Linked DNA regions of Homo sapiens: region 2 is linked to region 1. Evidence: read pairs that join two places in POLR2A ChIA-PET (ENCODE). Cell type or tissue: OCI-LY7. All regions are shown on one strand. Each heading gives the region's core, and the rest is flanking DNA. Links, peaks and the distances in the headings are about the cores only. Region 1 overlaps FBXW2 (F-box and WD repeat domain containing 2). Region 2 has its middle 20 kb from the start of PHF19.

Evidence for each region. ChIA-PET counts read pairs that join two places held together with the same protein. Peaks named below come from ENCODE experiments on the same cell type or tissue, not always from the same donor. Only the 100,000 strongest peaks of a DNase experiment are listed, where the experiment ranks them.
Region 2: POLR2A ChIA-PET joins it to region 1 with 6 read pairs; 5 of 35 experiments call an interaction of 5 or more read pairs at or near these places.

Annotation. Positions count from the first base shown.
Region 1 is chr9:120,758,709-120,764,084 of GRCh38, forward strand. It overlaps FBXW2 (F-box and WD repeat domain containing 2), which reads right to left. Exons shown (of 8, transcript NM_012164.4): 8 at 1-5,376. Among named protein-coding and RNA genes, the nearest start is that of FBXW2, 32 kb to the right of the region's middle. In OCI-LY7, for the core only: no CTCF peak of the experiment used is centred there; no DNase peak of the experiment used is centred there.
Region 2 is chr9:120,894,291-120,899,666 of GRCh38, forward strand. It overlaps a transcript of PHF19 not described here. Among named protein-coding and RNA genes, the nearest start is that of PHF19, 20 kb to the left of the region's middle. RefSeq lists enhancers at 2,405-2,906, 4,332-4,411 and a cis regulatory region at 2,654-3,362. In OCI-LY7, for the core only: CTCF peaks have their summits at 3,222 and 3,421; a DNase peak (open chromatin) is centred at 3,061; H3K4me3 peaks cover 932 bases; H3K27ac peaks cover 4,359 bases.

The DNA.
Region 1 (5,376 bases), core at 196-5,195:
CTGTAAAACAGGAATGACAATCTGCCCTTAATGATGCTGTCAGGGGATCAAAGGTGCAGGGCCGTGGTACTCAAATGACAAGAAGCCCCGTAAGTTTAAGTTAGTAAGAAAGAACTCATGCAAAGATGTGCTGGATAGACACATCCTTGGGCAAAAGAGAGGAAGACTATTCCAAGGTCTGGAAGCAAAATGGGACTTTTACCCACCCCATCCCTTCATTTGCAACTATTCATGAAATTCACCAAAATTATTTCCTTGTGTTTTACCTTTATTGTTTTGCTTTTTGGATCACCTTCAGAAATGGTTATATTGTTGAGTTTACCTTCTAGAAGATGCAGAAACAGTAAAAAAACAGAGCCACCTCAGATCACTCAAGGGGTTGTTCTATTTTCAAAAACACACTGACTTTTGAAAAGTCCCTGCATTGGTTGGATAAAATGTCTGAAGTGGTTGGGGGGAAAGCAAGACAAAGTCTTAACTACAGAATATATTTTTAAGGAAATGCAGCTTTATTACTTTCAAGTACAAACAATAACTTGGGCTTGGCTAACCAAATTTGCCTAATTGAGGGAATCTGCTTTAATGTACAGATATAAATGATTTATAGTTAACACAATCACTCACGGGTAAAAAGAGTGCTTCTATGATGCAAGAAAATAACTTCTCATCTTAGAGACATCTTGTTCCACAATCACCCCACTATTTGCTTAAGCAACCTCTTCTTCCCCCTACCCCACACAGTTCAAATATAAACTTTATCTCATGCCCTCTAAATCACAACATACATCAAATTCGTGAAATATGAGTTGATTACTTTTTCCACATTGCTATAGATGTTGGATTGCTGACAGAACTATCTCTTCAACCTGAGCATTCTCATCAAGTATACTAAGTCTAAATCAGTGAAATATGCCTGTTCACAATCTGAGTACAAAGACACCAAAACATGAGCTTTTATCATCTGAATTACTAATTTTCCAGGGTTGAATATTAAAAACACATATTTACTTGGGCACATTTATGAAGAGTAGAAGTAGCTGAATTCTTTAGGCTGCAATAATTAAGTGGGTTTACACTGGTCAGGATTGAATTACTAAATTTAAACAACTGAACTGTTCCAGGAAAGACAAGAAACACTGAAACATCCTAACAGCAAAACAGCTTTTTGCACTGAGCGTGACCATTCAGTCTGATTAGGCTGATGGGAATGGTGCAAAGACTACTCAGTAATCCATTTGAGGATTTATTCTGAAAAAAGTTTACTTTCCTAGAGCAGGCATGGGGAACCTTTGATCAGAAACACTGCCAAAGATGGCTAATGGGCATTGTGTCAAAAAAGTGAATCTGTTCTTTTCATCAGACATTCTGAGGACAGCATAATTCTCAAGTGTCTTGGTTGTCTAAACCAAGCGAAAGCACCAGCGTAACCAGGTAGGAGGGCTGTGTCAAGAAGACGGACCTAAAGGGCTTCTCCCCTATCCTGACAACTGTGTCCACAGGCAAAGGTGACAGTATGCCCTGCCCGGACTGCATCATGAGTAGCAATCTGATTCTGCTCGCTTCCCAACAGAGAAAGGCAAGTGGCTTCATACACCAAGGCCCAGAGGAAGAGGCACAGAAAGCTATAAAAGTGATGCTGGGGCCGGGCACAGCAGCTCACGCCTGTAATCCCGGCACTTTGGGAGGTAGAGGCGGGCAGAACACGAGGTCAAGAAATCAAGACCATCCTGGCCAACATAGTGAAACCTCGTCTCTACTAAAAATACAAAAATAGCTGGGCGTGGTGGCACGCGCCTGTAGTCTCAGCTACTCAGGAGGCTGAGGCAGGAGAATCGCTTGAACCCAGGAGGCTGAGGTTGCAGTAAGCCGAGATCACGCCACTGCACTCCAGCCTGGGGATAGAGCAAGACTCTGTCTCAAAAACATACAAAAAAAACAAAACAAAACAAAAAAAACAGTGATGTTGGTAGGATTCACCTCTAGGCAATCTGGAAGCCACACAGTAACAACTTCAAGTTGCCAGCTGGGTTTGGTCAAAGAAATGTGTAAAGCCAGGATCCACTATCCTTAGCTGATTCTGTTAGATCAAAATGCCTAATACAAACAATTTCCTCATGTCTAAAATACTGTTTCCGAAAGTTATTTCTTTTGTTTTACAAATAGAGAGCAGTAATCATTTTCCTATGAATACTAGAATGATTATATAATCCTCATTCAAACCTCACACCAAGTGTTTTCAACAGCCAGAACAGAGCAATTTTTAAACTACGAAAAATGAAGTGCAAACCTTACAATTTCATAGCAATGTTCCCCACGTTTCACTCATGAACAGCTATCCAATTGCATGCACCTTCCTGCAGAACTTCTTCCAAGTCCAGTCCTTCCACTGGAGGGGCTTTCTTCCTATTTCTCCAATAGGTCTAAAATGTCAGGTTACAGTCAGATTTGGCAATGTGTATTACTTCAAATGATTGAGCTGGAGGAAACTACATTCCTTTGGAATGATGACAGAATCTATCAGAAACTTCACACATCCACTCAGCTCTCCTGGATCCCTGTCCACACCATGAAGCCTGAAGTTGTTATGATGGCCTTTATGAACCTGAAAGAAGCCGCTGGCTTCCACCACACCACAGTGTCACCCAAGAAATCCAATCCTTGTAAGAAAGGATAGGGCTTATCTTCTCATGACTTAGAATTTTTCAGAAATGAGAATATTCACAAAAGAGGGAAAGGCAATTCCCTTACCTATGCGCTAAGGAAGCCAAAGTCAGTGTGTGCAAGAGCTAGCTCTCAAAGGCAATGAAAGGAGAGTAAAGAATAGTTTTAGTTATCCCCTATCCACTTCTCATTCTGACTCCCCACTTTGCTTTCTTTTGCAAAAAGGATGAGCTAGTTTTCCATTTTTATAAAAACTGGCGATAGTATGAATAAACCCAGCATCTATAAAGTAGTTGAATAAAATCTCAGGCCAAATAAAGGCCTCCATAAGGAAGAACTGACATTAGGACTCCAATTACTGCCTGAAGTTCTGCTGTCAAAATCCAGCTGCATGATGATGCCACTGTACTCCAGCCTGTATGACAGAGCAAGACTGCCTAGGAAAAAAAAAAAATTCCAGCGGCACCAAGTACCACCTTGATGACTTCTGTATTCACCACTAAAAACTGAAATAGAACATACTATATACAGCTTCAAGTTTGTCACTTTTTAATAAAACTTTTCCCACAAATGATTATAATTACTTGCCCTTTGAAGCTATTGGATAGATCTGAAAGTGAGGTAGGGTGGGGATGGTCATTAGATCAGTAATAGTTATCTGTTCAGGCTCGATAAAAAGTAAAAACTCGGCCAGGCGTGGTGGCTCACGCCTGTAATCCCAGCACTTTGGGAGGCCAAGGCAGGTGGATGACCTGAGGTCAGGAGTTCAAGACCAGCCTGGCCAACATGGTGGAACCCTGTCTCTACTAAAAATATAAAAATTAGTTGGGTGTCATGGCAGATGCTTGTAATCCCAGCTACTTAGGAGGCTGAGGCAGGAGAATCACTTGAACCCAGGAGGCGGAGGTTGCAGTGAGCCAAGATCGTGCCATTGCACTCCAGCCTGCGCAGTAAGAGCGAAACTCTGTCTCAAAAAAAAAAAAATAATAATAAAGTAAAAAGTCATTTACCATCATCATTGCCCAAAGTCTCCTGGGGCTTCTGCAAAATAGATTCAGTTGTGATTCCGGTTCTATTTCTAGAGTACTAAGCAGAGCTGATGCACAGAACTCAATGTGAGATAGATTAAACCCAGATTTTGTGGGATGGGGGAAGATATTGTTCTTTTGCTTAAACCCCACAGAGTTTCAACATGGATATTAATGATATCTGTCCTTGAAATTCACCATTAATTTCTATCAACTTCACAGCACTCAGAGGTCCAGAGTCTGGCTCTATGCTAATGCAGATTCTGCAAGAGATAGGTCCCCACTCTAGAGTTCACATCATTCTCAGCTCTGCCAGCAACCCTTTTTCTCACCTGTAAAATGGATATGCTTTATACTGGAGTCAGCAAGAAGGAATAACTCATGTTCCCAGACATAAGCTGTCACTGAGGTTCCAATTCTTATGTTCATCTTCAAACTACCTTCCTATTGGTCTGTGAATGAAATACATCCCTCCCCACCACCCTTGTAATACAAGGGGAGACAGCTGAAGAGCGGCTGAGATTTTTCTACTGCTTGCTCCCTCTACTCTCTCCCTGATTGTGACCACTAACATTTCCACTGCTGAATCACAAAATTACCTAACTTTAGAGAGGGAGGAGGACACAATCTGGCAACCCAGGGACATGTTTTGTTTGGCTCACCTTATTTCAAATTTTCTTTAATCAGTTGTAACGTTTTAAAAATCCAGGATTTCAAATAAAAATCTGGATTTCTAGCTCCTCCTGAAACAATGTGAAGACCTGCCAACCCTGGGCTTGCTTCTCCTAATGACAAAACAGAGCTGAATAACTGCCCTATTAGATCAACTTTCCAGGGGACAGCACAATCCTCCCCAGAATGTTTTACTCATTTATGTTACCTGCACGGCTCCCTTAGGCATTTGGGTTTGTGAGCCCTCATCTAGGACAATTCCCTCACTTAAAAGATGAAGAAAATGATGGTCTTAGAAGAGAAAGTTAACTTGCCTGAGGCTGCAGATTAAGTTAGAGGCAAAGGAGGAAGTTAGGTTGGGTTCAGGTATCCTTCTAGTATAGCATACTGTGTCCCTATTTAAACCATGGCTTCTATCAGCATTTCTTCAACCAATTACTTAAACTGTCTAAGTGGAATCAGCTATATTTTCTACATTTCCCTTTTATTCATCCTTTTCATATAATTGATGTTCTTATAGAAAACTCTGTAACAGTCATTTCATTTAAATATTATCCGACCTGAAAGAAACCATGAATCAGGGATCAGACAAAAATACATGATCAACTTTTACACATTTCAGTAGGTGAAGGACCAGAAAGAATCTTAGAAATCACTGAGCTTCATACCTGGCTGTACAGACAAGGAAGCTGGGACCCAGAGAGGGTGCAGAGTTCCAGGGTAAGAGGCCCGGTCTCTAACCTTCCAGCTCACTGCTCTTTTCTGCTATACCAGGGCACCGCTGTGCAGTCATCCAGGCTGCCGGGGACTAGCTTCCCCGACATGGCAACAAAAACTACAGAACTCGCTCACATCTTAAACATGGCCAACCTTGACTCTGCCAAGATATAAGGTTTAGAATGAGTTGCTAACATTCAATTTACAGAATTGGATTTGAACTGGAAGACAGACTTTCCTTAGCACTGGTATTTGGTGGAAGTTTATAAACTGGTATTTGGTGGAAGTTTTAACACTG
Region 2 (5,376 bases), core at 135-5,134, 140 kb after region 1:
GGCTCCAGCAGAAAGGAGAAACAGGATGGAGGTCAGGGAAAGCTGATCTGAAACTTAGGCTAAGGCCCTGAATGCCAACCTTAGGACCTCTCTTTGCCTCTGTCTGCGGCGGAGACTCACATGTTTCCATTACTTTTCTGTAATACAACAAAGCAACGGAATCCTTGGGATTCTGGCCATCCCGGAGGTACCTCCCGGGTCCGTGGCGGGGCAAGCCCTTTTTCCACGACGCCTCCCACCCGCCTCGTCTGCTTTGGCCGCGCTCCCGCGAAGGCCGCGGCGGGAGGCCCCTGATAGGGCGCGCAGGCCCCGGCTGCCAAGAGAAGGCCGGGCGCGGGCCAGGAGCCGGCGCCTGCGAGCCAGGGCAGCCCCGCGCGTTTGGAATGCGAGCGCCGCTCAATGCGTTCCATATGGCGGCGGCGCGGGCCCACCCGGCCGCCCGCGGCTCCCCAGCCTCGCGCCCGCCCCGCGGGTTCTTGTCGATCTCCCGGACCCACCTGGGCGCTGGGATAGGGACCACGGATTACCAAGACCAGCATAGTGCAGGGCACGTAGGAGGCATCCGGAGGCTTTGATGAATGAATGCTAAATACACGACTTACTGGTAGAAGGCGTCAGAGAGTCGACTCCTTAAATAACCCAGCACACAGTCCGCCAGCCTCGGCTCCACCAAAAATCGATGGGAGCCTGCCATGGGCGAGGACCTTCTCTTGTATTTGTGTAATCCCAGTCCCAGATCCCCGACTGGTCAGGGACTTTGTTCTCCAGCTTTGCCCAAGATGACAGTTGGGCTCAGAGCTGGTGATGTGACTTGCCCAAAGTCACACAGGTAGCAAGTAGCACGTCGGGATTTGAATCCGGGTTAAAGGACTCCACGTCCAGTGCTCTTTCTATCCAAACTCCAGAGGGAGGGGACCCTGCTGACACCTTAATGTACCCTGGCCTCCCTGGAGGCTTTTCTCATTGGAATCCCAGAGTTACTAAGACTTATAAAGGATAGAACTGTCCCCTTAATCCCGGGCATGGGGGCTAATGCCAGTAATCCTAGCACTTAGGGATGGAGAGGTGGGAGGATGGATTCAGCCTGAGTTCGAGACCAGCCTGCGCAACATAGCAAGATCCCGTCTCAAAAAAATAAAAAATATGCCAGGGTGACAAAGAGAAACTCTGTCTCAAAAGAAAAAAAAAAAAAGATAAAATAAGAAAACAAAAAACAAAAACAACAAAAAACCCCAAAACAAAGCATAGAACCCCCCAGTGAGCTCTACTTTGCTCCCCTCTCCCAGGGTTTTGAGCTTTAAATTTAAGGACAAGTGATTGCCTTAAAGAGAAGCCTGTGACTTTCATGTTGCGTTTATCTAATTAGCTATAATGGCACTTTTTTTTTTGAGTCAAGTTCTCACCAAGGCTGGAGAGCAGTGATGCTATCTTGGCTCACTGCAGCCTCGACCTCCTGGGCTCAAGTGATTCTCCTGCCTCAGCCTCCCGAGTAGCTGGGACTACAGGCATGCACCACCACACCCAGCTAATTTTTGTATTTTTAGTAGAGATGGGGTTTCACCACGTTGGCCAGGCTGGTCTTGAATTCCTGACCTCAAGTGATCTGCCTGCCTCATCCTCCCAAAGTGCTGGGATTACAGATGGGAGCCACTGCGCCTGGCCAAATTATACACTTTAAGTGGGTAAATTGTATGGTGTGTGAATTGCATCTTTAAAAAGCTGTTACCAAAAAACTCCAAGCTTTGCTGCTCCTCACTAGCCATGTGACCCTGAAGAGTGACCTCACCTCTCTGAGCCTCAGTTTCTTTATCTGTAAAATGGGCAGGATAAAAGTAGCTGCCTCAGGAGGTTGTTGTGAGGTTTTAAGGGGAGGAATTATGTAACAAGTTAGCATGGTACTTGATATACAATAAAACCTTGATAAATAATAACACTAGCTAGTGTTTACTGAGGGCTCACTCGTACCTGGCACTCTGCTAAGCTCTTAGGTCCATGATCTCATTTAATCCTCTAACCACTCTCATGCCAATTGTGTAGTGGAGGAGACCGAAGCTTGGACAGATGAGGCACAGATTAGAACCCTGAAGCTTGGGTTCTGAACCATGAGACAGTGTTGGTTTTTGTGTAGTTTTATGTTTGTATGGTTCTTTTTTTTTTTTTCTTTTTTTTTTTTTTTTTTGAGACGGAGTTTCGCTCTGTCGCCCAGGCTGGAGTGCAGTGGCGCGATCTCGACTCACTGCAAGCTCCGCCTCCCGGGTTCACGCCATTCTCCTGCCTCAGCCTCCCGTGTAGCTGGGACTACAGGCACGCGCCACCACGCCCGGCTAATTTTTTTTGTATTTTTAGTAGAGACGGGGTTTCACCGTGTTAGCCAGGATGGTCTCGATCTCCTGACCTCGTGATCCGCCCGTCTCGGCCTCCCAAAGTGCTGGGATTACAGGCGTGAGCCACCGTGCCCGGCCGTTTGTATGGTTCTTTTAAATTACTGTAACCCACTTCATTTGGAGATGCTGCGTTGCACACCCTGAAATGAAGTTTCATCTACTTATCCACCTCCTTCCAAATCGATTGTTTCCCTTTCTCTTGTGTAGGATACTTTATAAGGTATAACACGCCCCCACTGAAAGGCTGCACGAGACCTGGCATCTGCCCAGAGTGTAGTGGGCAGGGCCCACAGCCCACCCCTGTGAAGTGTTAGGCCTTTGGGAAGAAGGCCCAGGCTAGATGACTTGCTTTCAAGCCCCAGCGCTGCCACCTCCTAGCTTGTAGAGACCTCCTCGCCTTGGTCTTGTCATCTGCAAATATGCGGATTACGATCATATGTACTTGCCAGGGATATTGGGAGCTTGCTCACAGGCTCTCAGAAGCCCCAGAGCCTCACAATCGAGTTCTCCTGAGACCCCCATTGGCAGGGAGATGGCAGTCCTGGGGCTGGCCCACGCCCAGCAAGCTCCCCAGCCAGCTGTGCTGAGGCGGCAAGTGCTAAAAATAACAGTCACGTCTTGCAGGGACACAGGCTGGCCCAGAGGCAGATGGGAGTCAGGGAGGAAGTGGTGGGGATGCACCACCAGGACTCTCCACCTGCAGTGTGAAGATATGTGGGTGTGTATGGGGGATGATTCCTTTACCCAGTGCAAGGCCCCTAACTATAAAGGAGCTTGGTTTCAGGTCACATGGAGTGGGTGGGGCCTGTTCCCTGTAGCCAAGGCACTGAAAAAGTCCTCTAGTGCTATCCAGTGGAAATATTACATGACCTGCATATGTAATTCTAAATTTTCTAGTAGCCATATTAGAAGAAAACAAGAAGCAGATGAAATGAATTTTAATATACTTTAACCTATCAAATTTTTTTTTATCATTTCAACATGTCATCAATATAAAAATACGAATGAAATATTAAATTCTCAGCCGGGCATGGTGGCTCACACCTGTAATCCCAGCAGCTTGGCAGGCCGAGGCAGGCGGATCACTTGAGGTCAGGATTTCGAGACCAGTCTGGCCAACGTGGTGAAACCCCATCTCTGCAAAAATACAAAAAATGAGCCGGGTGTGGTGGTGGGCCCCTGTAGTCCCAGCTACTCGGGAGGCTGAGGCAGGAGACCTACTTGAGCCTGGAAGGCAGAGGTTGCAGTGAGCTGAGGTCGCATCACTGCACTCCAGCCTGGGCAACAGAGTGAGACCCCGTCTCAAAAAAAAAAAAAAAAAAAAAGAAATATTAAATTCTCTTTCTGATACTAAGTCTTTGAAATCTGGTGTATATTTCAGACAGAGCATCTCAATTTGGATCAGCCACATTTCACGTGTTGTGTGAGTTTCAAACAATCTCTCTAAGATTGTTTGTTTTGAGACGAAGTCTTGCTCTGTCTCCCAGGCTGGAGTGCAATGGCACGATCTCAGTTCACTGCAATCTCCGCCTCCTGGGTTCAAGCGATTCTCCTGCCTTAGCCTCCCAAGTAGGTGGGACTGCAGGCACCTGCCACTACACCCAACTAATTTTTGTGTTTTTAGTAGAGATGGGGTTTTGCCATGTTGGCCAGGCTGGTCTCGAACTCCTGACCTCAGGCGATCCTCCTGCCTTGGCCTCCCAAAGTGCTGGGATTACAGGCATGAGCCACCGCCTCCGGCCCTGAGATTGTTTTTTCATCTATAAAGTCAGGAAAATAATACTTTCCTCTGAGGTCTGTTATCAGTATTGTGATACTTGCAAGAAAAGCGTATGCTCAACAAATGAGTGCTATCATCATTTTATCATGGCTATTTAAACAAATTAATGTGCAGTCTGTTCAGAACTAAAACTGGATGTCACAGCTGATAGGTGTTTTTGTACTTTTCCCACAACATTATGCTGCTTCTAGTCATGAATCAAATCACTGGACTTAAGGGTTTGAACCTGGCATAAACTGATCTTGGTTCAAGTCCTGGCTCCTGGTGCTTGTGTGACCTTGGGTGAGTGATTTTTTACCCCTTGAAGACTGGGTGTTCTCTACTATAAAACAGAGATGATAATAATCACACCTTCCTGATGGGTTTTTTATGAAAGTTTCATGGAGCGATGTAGGTAGAGCCTGCAGTGCCGTGTCTGGCACTAGCTAAGCACTCCATGATTGTTTAAGATTATCTTATTCCGGCCAGGCTCGGTGGCTCATGCCTGTAATCCCAGCACTTTGGGAGGCCAAGGCAGGTGGATTACCTGAGGTCGGGAGTTTGAGACCAGTCTGGCCAAGATGGTGAAACCCCATCTCTCCTAAAAATACAAAAATTAGCCAGGTGTGGTGGCAGGCGCCTGTAATCCCAGATACTTGGGAGTCTGAGGCAGGAGAATCTGTTGAACCCAGGAGGCAGAGGTTGCAGTGAGCCAAGATTGGACCACTGCACTCCAGCCTGGGCGACACAACGAGACTCAGTCTCAAAGAAAAAAAAAAAAAAGGCCAGGCGCAGTGGCTCACACCTGTAATCCCAGCACTTTGGGAAGCTGAGGCAAGTGGATCATGAGGTCAGGAGATCCAGACCATCCTGGCTAACATGGTGAAACCCTGTCTTTACTAAAAAGTACAGAAAATTAGGGCATGGTGGTGGGCGCCTGTAGTCCCAGCTACTCGGGAGGCTGAAGCAGGAGAATGGTGTGAACCTGGGAGGCAGAGCTTGCAGTGAGCCGAGATCACGCCACTGCACTCCAGCCTGGGCGACAGAGCAAGACTCCGTCTCAAAAAAAAAAAAAAAAGATAAAAAGATTCTGTTATTCTTACACTGGCACCCCCACAGTGGACAAAGCAAGTGGCTTCTGCAATTGGCATCCTTACGACAACATGGTGAAGTTAGAATTTTCACTCTCATGGCAGAAGTAGAAGCTGAGGCTTAGTTAGCCTCTGCTCTGGA